2 separate regions of the Homo sapiens genome follow, and region 1 is linked to region 2. A link is a contact called in ENCODE Hi-C or POLR2A ChIA-PET data. All regions are on one chromosome and are shown on one strand. The core of a region is the stretch at or near the end of the contact, and the rest is flanking DNA. Distances in the headings are between cores, read along the strand shown. Region 1 holds the start of SLC22A17 (solute carrier family 22 member 17). Region 2 holds the start of HOMEZ (homeobox and leucine zipper encoding).

The links. A loop is a pair of places that touch in the nucleus more often than their neighbours do. ChIA-PET counts read pairs that join two places held with the same protein, here RNA polymerase II (POLR2A). Pooled maps may share reads with other maps.
Region 1: a loop to region 2 is called in a pooled map, with 4 times the contacts of the local background. The contact joins the promoter of SLC22A17 here to the promoter of HOMEZ in region 2. A Hi-C loop is called at or near these places in 2 of 168 maps with a recorded cell type or tissue (ascending aorta and breast epithelium) and 8 of 50 pooled maps. POLR2A ChIA-PET finds 5 or more read pairs at or near these places in 8 of 52 experiments (A673, H1, HepG2 and 4 more).

The regions. Positions count from the first base shown.
Region 1 is chr14:23,351,485-23,354,267 of GRCh38, forward strand. SLC22A17 (solute carrier family 22 member 17) reads right to left here and starts at 1,403. Exons shown (of 10, transcript NM_016609.7): 1 at 1,162-1,403; 2 at 464-967; 3 at 268-371. The coding sequence starts at 1,257.
Region 2 is chr14:23,284,545-23,287,578 of GRCh38, forward strand. HOMEZ (homeobox and leucine zipper encoding) reads right to left here and starts at 1,588. Exons shown (of 2, transcript NM_020834.3): 1 at 1,369-1,588. The coding sequence starts at 1,408. RefSeq lists a silencer at 1,318-1,727 and an enhancer at 1,818-2,097.

The DNA of each region.
Region 1 (2,783 bases), core at 153-2,652, 67 kb after region 2:
GATTCACGGATAGGGGGCCACTAATTAGTGGGAATGGGACTAATAGTCCATAGAGGTCGAGTCATTCCCTTGCGCGGAAGAGGTAGGGAAGGGGTATTTCTTGATGGAGAGTGAAGTTGAGACATGGATAGACCATTGAATAGAAGTCCAGAGAAGACTGCAGAGTCCAGCGAATCGTCTTCGACCTCCTGTAAACGCCCGCTGCTTGGGTTAGCTTCCCTAGCACCCCCTCCTTTCTACCAGCCCTGCCCCCACGACAGCCCTCACCTGTCTGCGGGGTAACCCAGGAACAGGTAGCCGGAGGCAAAGCCCAAGATGAAGAGGATCTGCTCCAGGATCACCTGCCAGCCCAGGTCACACACCAGATCCCACTGGGGATGTGAGAAGGGTGCAGCGGGCGTGAGGCCCCGCCCTCGCCGCTCTCTGCCCGCCCCCAGACCCGCGGCCCGCCTGGCCGCCTCACCTGGCCGATGGCGTTGGTGGTGAGCACAGGAAGGCCATTATAGTCCCAATCCTTGAGGCAATGGTTGAAGTCCGGCGGGGCGAAGCCGCTGCACGAGGGGTCGGTACTGGTGGCGACACGGCTGGCGGCGCTGGCTGCTAGGGCAGCGCTGGCGACGCTGACGCCGCTGGCATTGGGAGGCTGCTCCCAGCCAGAGGCATTAGGGGGGAAGGCCCCGTAGTGGCAATGCAGCGGGGGCGCCAGCGTGAAGATGGGGTCCGAGGCCATGCCCAGAGCCACGAAGAGCACCGGCAGGCAGCAGAGGCCGAGCTGCAGCTGCTGGCCGCCGCCCAGCGCCCCCACCTGGGCGAGCAGCGCCTCAAAGCTGAGGGGGCCTGGGGGCACGGCCAGCGACAGGCTGCTGCCCAGTCCGTCGCCGCCCGCGTCTCCCTCCCCCTCCCGCTCGCGCTCCCGCTCACCCTGCAGCTGCTCCGTGGGCACCGCATCTCCGAGGGTCCCGACCTGCTGTTGGGGGGCAGGGGGTGGCAGGAGAAGGGTGAAGCGGAGGAAACCGCAGAGCAAGGGCAGGGGGCAGGTGGGAGGGAGGGCTAGGAAGGCAGTCAGGGGCGAGGGATGCGCAGGAGGAAAATGCCAGACGCTCCGCGGGGGCGGGGGTGCTGGGAGAGGATGGCGTCGCCACCTGGGGCTCGGGCACTTACTCCGTTGGAGGTGGGGGTGATCTCTACAGTGTTGTCGATTTTGCCGCCGCCCCCGCCATTGGGCTCGGGGGTCCCGGTGGCCACCCGGGGAGCCAGCTTGCCGACCGCAGGGGCCCTGCCGGCCCGCGCCGAAAGGATGCGCTGTCCTCTGGCTCAGTTGCGCGCCGGCTGCCCGGACACAGACAGCTCGAAGAGATCCCGCTCTGCAGCTCTGCAGCCGCGGGCGCCTCCTTGGTCTCTGCGATCTCTGCGCTGCTTTCCCCTCCCCTTCCTCTAGACTCTCCTCCCCTTCCCACGTCAGCAGAACCTTCGGTCCAGACTCTTCGTCAGAGAGAGGAAGGGGGGCCAGGGCCCAGGGGAGGGAGGGAAGGGGGGCTCTGTCGTCTCTTTCCTGGGTCTGCGGGCCATTGCGGTAAAAAAGAAAAAAAGCTGAAGGATAGTAGCTAGTCCAGGCAGATGCCAGAGATTCTTCCTCTGCTTCCAATCATTTGCCATCATTCATTCATTCATTCATTCACCCATTCACTAATCAGTAAAATTTAAGTGTCCACTACGTTCCAGGACTTGCACTAGACTTTAAGGATAACAGGGTGGACAAGTTCCACTTTGGAGACCTTTACTCCAGGGAGACAGACATGTAAACTGGCTATTACAGTACAACTTATGCATATGGAAGACTGTCTTGGCCCTGTATCAGCCCTAGCTTCAGTCCTCTACAAGGAGACCACTTTCTTGGGTTTCATCACTCCCATCCTGTTTGAATCTCCATTTCTCAACAGCATTTGGCACTGTTGACCCCTCTTCCTCTAAACACTCTCTTCCTTTGCTGCTGAGTCTCTCTTGCTCCCCTTTTCTCCATTGCAGAAATCGTCTTCCAGCTCATGGCATTGGTGCTGAGCATGGGCAGGCCATTATCCTCCCGGTTCTTGAGGCAATGATTGAAGTCCAGCGGGGTGACGCAACTGCAGGAGGGGTCTGTATTGGTAGTGATGAGGCTGTGGTGCTGGCTTCTAGGGCCATTCCCGTCTGTATCATTTAGACACCATGGTTCAGTGTCTGGAATCCTCACAGACTTAGTCCTAGGCCCTCCTCTCATCTCACACTGTCTCCACTTTGGGATCTTACCTATGCCCACAGCTTCAATCACCACCCATACAAACAATACAAACCTGACGCCCAGACTGACATCTCCAGCTTCCACCTCTGTTCTGAGCTCCAGACCTATGAAGCCACCTCTTATTTGACCTTCACCTTGGATGACTCACAGGGACCTCAAACTCAATATGTTCAAGACGAAATTTTTGCTTTTCCCCCATAACTTGGTTGGCTTCCACTGCTTTTTTCTGCAGCGAATGGCACCCTCAACATCGCATTGTGGCCAAATGCTCAGGCAACAGCCTTTAGAGCTTTCTCTTCCTTATCCATGTTGAATTCTTTACAAAATTCTGCCCATTTTACTTCCTATATATTCTCAGACATCCCACATCTCTCCATCTCTACCATTATTAGTCAAGCTACCTGTTGCAAAGACCACTTTAGCTCCCTAATTCCTAACTGGTGTTCAGCGTCCGCTTTGTTTATACCTCCTTATCACCCATATGTCATTTATAGTCAGATAGAAT
Region 2 (3,034 bases), core at 338-2,837:
CCATATTTTTCAGTGTCTATATAATAATGTAATTAAACCTCATGTTAAACCTATGAAAAATCACTGCATTAAAAATTGTTTCTTCAGGAATACTGATTTTTAAAAAATTGCTCCTATGAAAACTAAGTCAAATGTTTTGGAGAGACATAACGCAAGGAAGAGTATGCATTTTAAAAATTGTTGAGTTGGGAGTGAGCAAGACAACTGTAAAAGATTGAGCGGTGGGACTTAATCTCAAAAGTACTCTGCACTCAGAAGTGTCTAAATTCATACTTCACTTTAAATAAAGCAAAACGGGAAACCAAAGATGATGAAAGTGCCTGAGTGGCTCTCAGACTGCACACTAGAATTACCTGGGAAGCTTAAAAACCAGGCCACCCTCCTTCCCATTCAGGTTCAATAGTCTGTACTGGGGTCCAGGCATCCAAAGTTTTTAAAAGTTCTCAGGGTACAGCCAGGTTTGAGACTCCCTGTGTAGTTAATACTGGAAAGAGAATTGGGAACTCTGAACAGCAGTCTTAGACACAAAAACAGTCTCACCACTACATCAAAAGATTGGTGAAATGGATATACTTTTAATTATAATGTTTAAGATATGTATGCATTATCTTTAAAATTCCCAATCTGGCTTTTTCAATTACTACCAACTAACCGAATCATGTAATATAAAAGGGCTTCAAGTGTATGATGGGAAGGAGGTTCACATGACAAAAAAAAAAAAAATCTCCTGATAGGGGCCCACATTACCAAACAGGTCTCAGCTTGAGTCTTCTTTCAGTTTAGGAGTCTCAGAATAGGACGCAACACTAGGAACCCCAGAGGACTCAGGTTCTCAGTTTCCTGGTTGGTTCTCTTAGTATGGCTGGGTACGGGAGTCAGAGGGGCAGTTTCTTCTAAACCTTTCATTCCCAAAGGCCACTGATCCCCAGAAGCAAGGCCAGGTTCTGCACGTGTGTTGAGGTCGCCAGGAGGTAGCCGTGGGGGTTGGGGGTTTGTGTGGCGGGGGGGCCTGGGAAGGAAATGTTTCTCCTATCCTCCATTTCACAGGCAGTCCAGAAGGCTCCGAACTGGGTCAGGGAACAAAAAGTTATTGCACTTGGGACGATAAGCCCCATGAGGCAGGCGAATCTCAATCCTACTCTCGCCAAGGGCGCCCCAACCCAACCTTCTTGCCCTCCCCTACACAGACACTCACCCTCCCCTAGTTACAACAGGGGAGGGAACCGAAAAGTCCAGAGGAGAAAAAAGAGAGAACCGGGCCACTTCGAACCTAGAATTATCCCCCCACCAGCGCGGGGATGGGGCTCCAGAGGTGGGAGACCGTACACGAGCTGGGAGGGGAAGTCCAAGGGGCTGGGGATCACTCACCGCAGTCCAGCCCGGGCGGCGGCTCCCAGCCTCGCACCATGGGCCGGGGGGAAGTGGGGGAGAGGGCAGGGGGCCTCCGAGTGGGAGTGGGGTTGCTGCCCGGTGCGGCCGCTCCGAGCCCACCCCAGCGATGGCCGAAACCGGGACTGCCCCCCCCACCGTCCCCGGGAGCGCGCCGGTCTACCCAGCCCTGCTCGAGCAAGTTGGAGGCGGGGCGGATGGGTGGGGTGGGCGTCCAGAGGCGGTGCCAAGGTGGCCCGAGTCCTGATTGGTAGGCGCAGGCGGGCGGGCACGGGCGAAGCGCACTGGGCTGGCCATTGGCTGCGTGGGTCTCGGCTGAAGTCAGGTATTGGCTGCGTGGGCCTCAGCTGGGGTCATCTATTGGATGCGTGGGGCAGGGAAGATGTCCCCTGGGGCCAAGCTGCAGTGCATGGTACCTCCCCCTACCGTCGACCTATCGGCGCCGGACCTTTGGAATACACCGGACCAGGATCCTTCCGAAATTCCCCAAGGAGGGATACTGCACTTTGCTGAACTGTCTGGACCGCCAACAACTCCCAATTTGTTTCCTTCTGAAGGAAGCCCTCCAGGAAGACCTTTTCAGTGCCCCCTCCGGAGCCATACAAACGAGCTGCGCCTTTCCCAGCCGAGAGCCCAACCGCCACCAGCAGCGTCAGCTGTAACAAAGCGCCTAAAGCAACTGGGAACTTGTTCTCGAGAGGGATCAGATGTCTTGCCACCCGGAAAGACGAGGACCTTAGGAGCCTGCGGGCGACTTAGGCCGTTCCCCGGGTCAAACTGGCACCAGACAGATGTTCCCAAAGACGAAGTGCTGGAGCAGTCACCTCATTGGGACCTACCAGACCCTCAGGCTCCCCTCCCTGCCCTAGAAAAGAGGACGCGGAGCTCTCCATAGTATTTGTTTTTCGCTAGCTAGAAAGGGATGAAGACTGAGGTGGGAGAATGACTTGATTTCAAGAGTTCGAGGCCAGTCTGGGCAACATAGCGAGACCTTGTCTCAAAAAAATTTTTTTTAACTTACAAAAAGAAAGGGATGCCAATAAAATGGACTTCAACAAAGCAGTATCCCACACAGTATGAAGTTATGGGCCAAAATTTGTATTTTAGGATTCCCCATCTTCTGTGAGACAGAGTAACAAATGTAAGAAGACAGGCTTGCTCAATTCTGTTTGGCAACATAATTTCACAAAGCCTCTGACTCTGACGTCTCTGGAAAGATCCTTTGAAGACAAAACAGGATAGGGCACACAGTCCTCTATGTCTCTTGCCTGAGTCGCTATATTCCTTAAAAGATAAATGGGCTGGGCGCAGTGGCTCATAAACCTAATCCCAACGCTTTGGGAGGCCAAAGAGGGAGGACTGCTTGAGGCTAGGATCCAAGACCAGCAAGGGCAACATAGCGAGTCCCTGTCTCTACAGAAAAATTTAAAAATTAGCTGGACTTGGTGGCATGCACTTGTAACTACTCAGGAGGCTGAGGCAGGGGGATCATTTGAGCCCAGGAGTTGTAGGCTGTAGTGAGCTATGATTGCACCACTGCACTGCAGCCTAGGCAACAGAGTGACACCCTGCCTCTAAAAATTTAATAATAATAATAATAATAATAATAATAATAATAATAAAAGATAAATGACCCTAGTCCTTG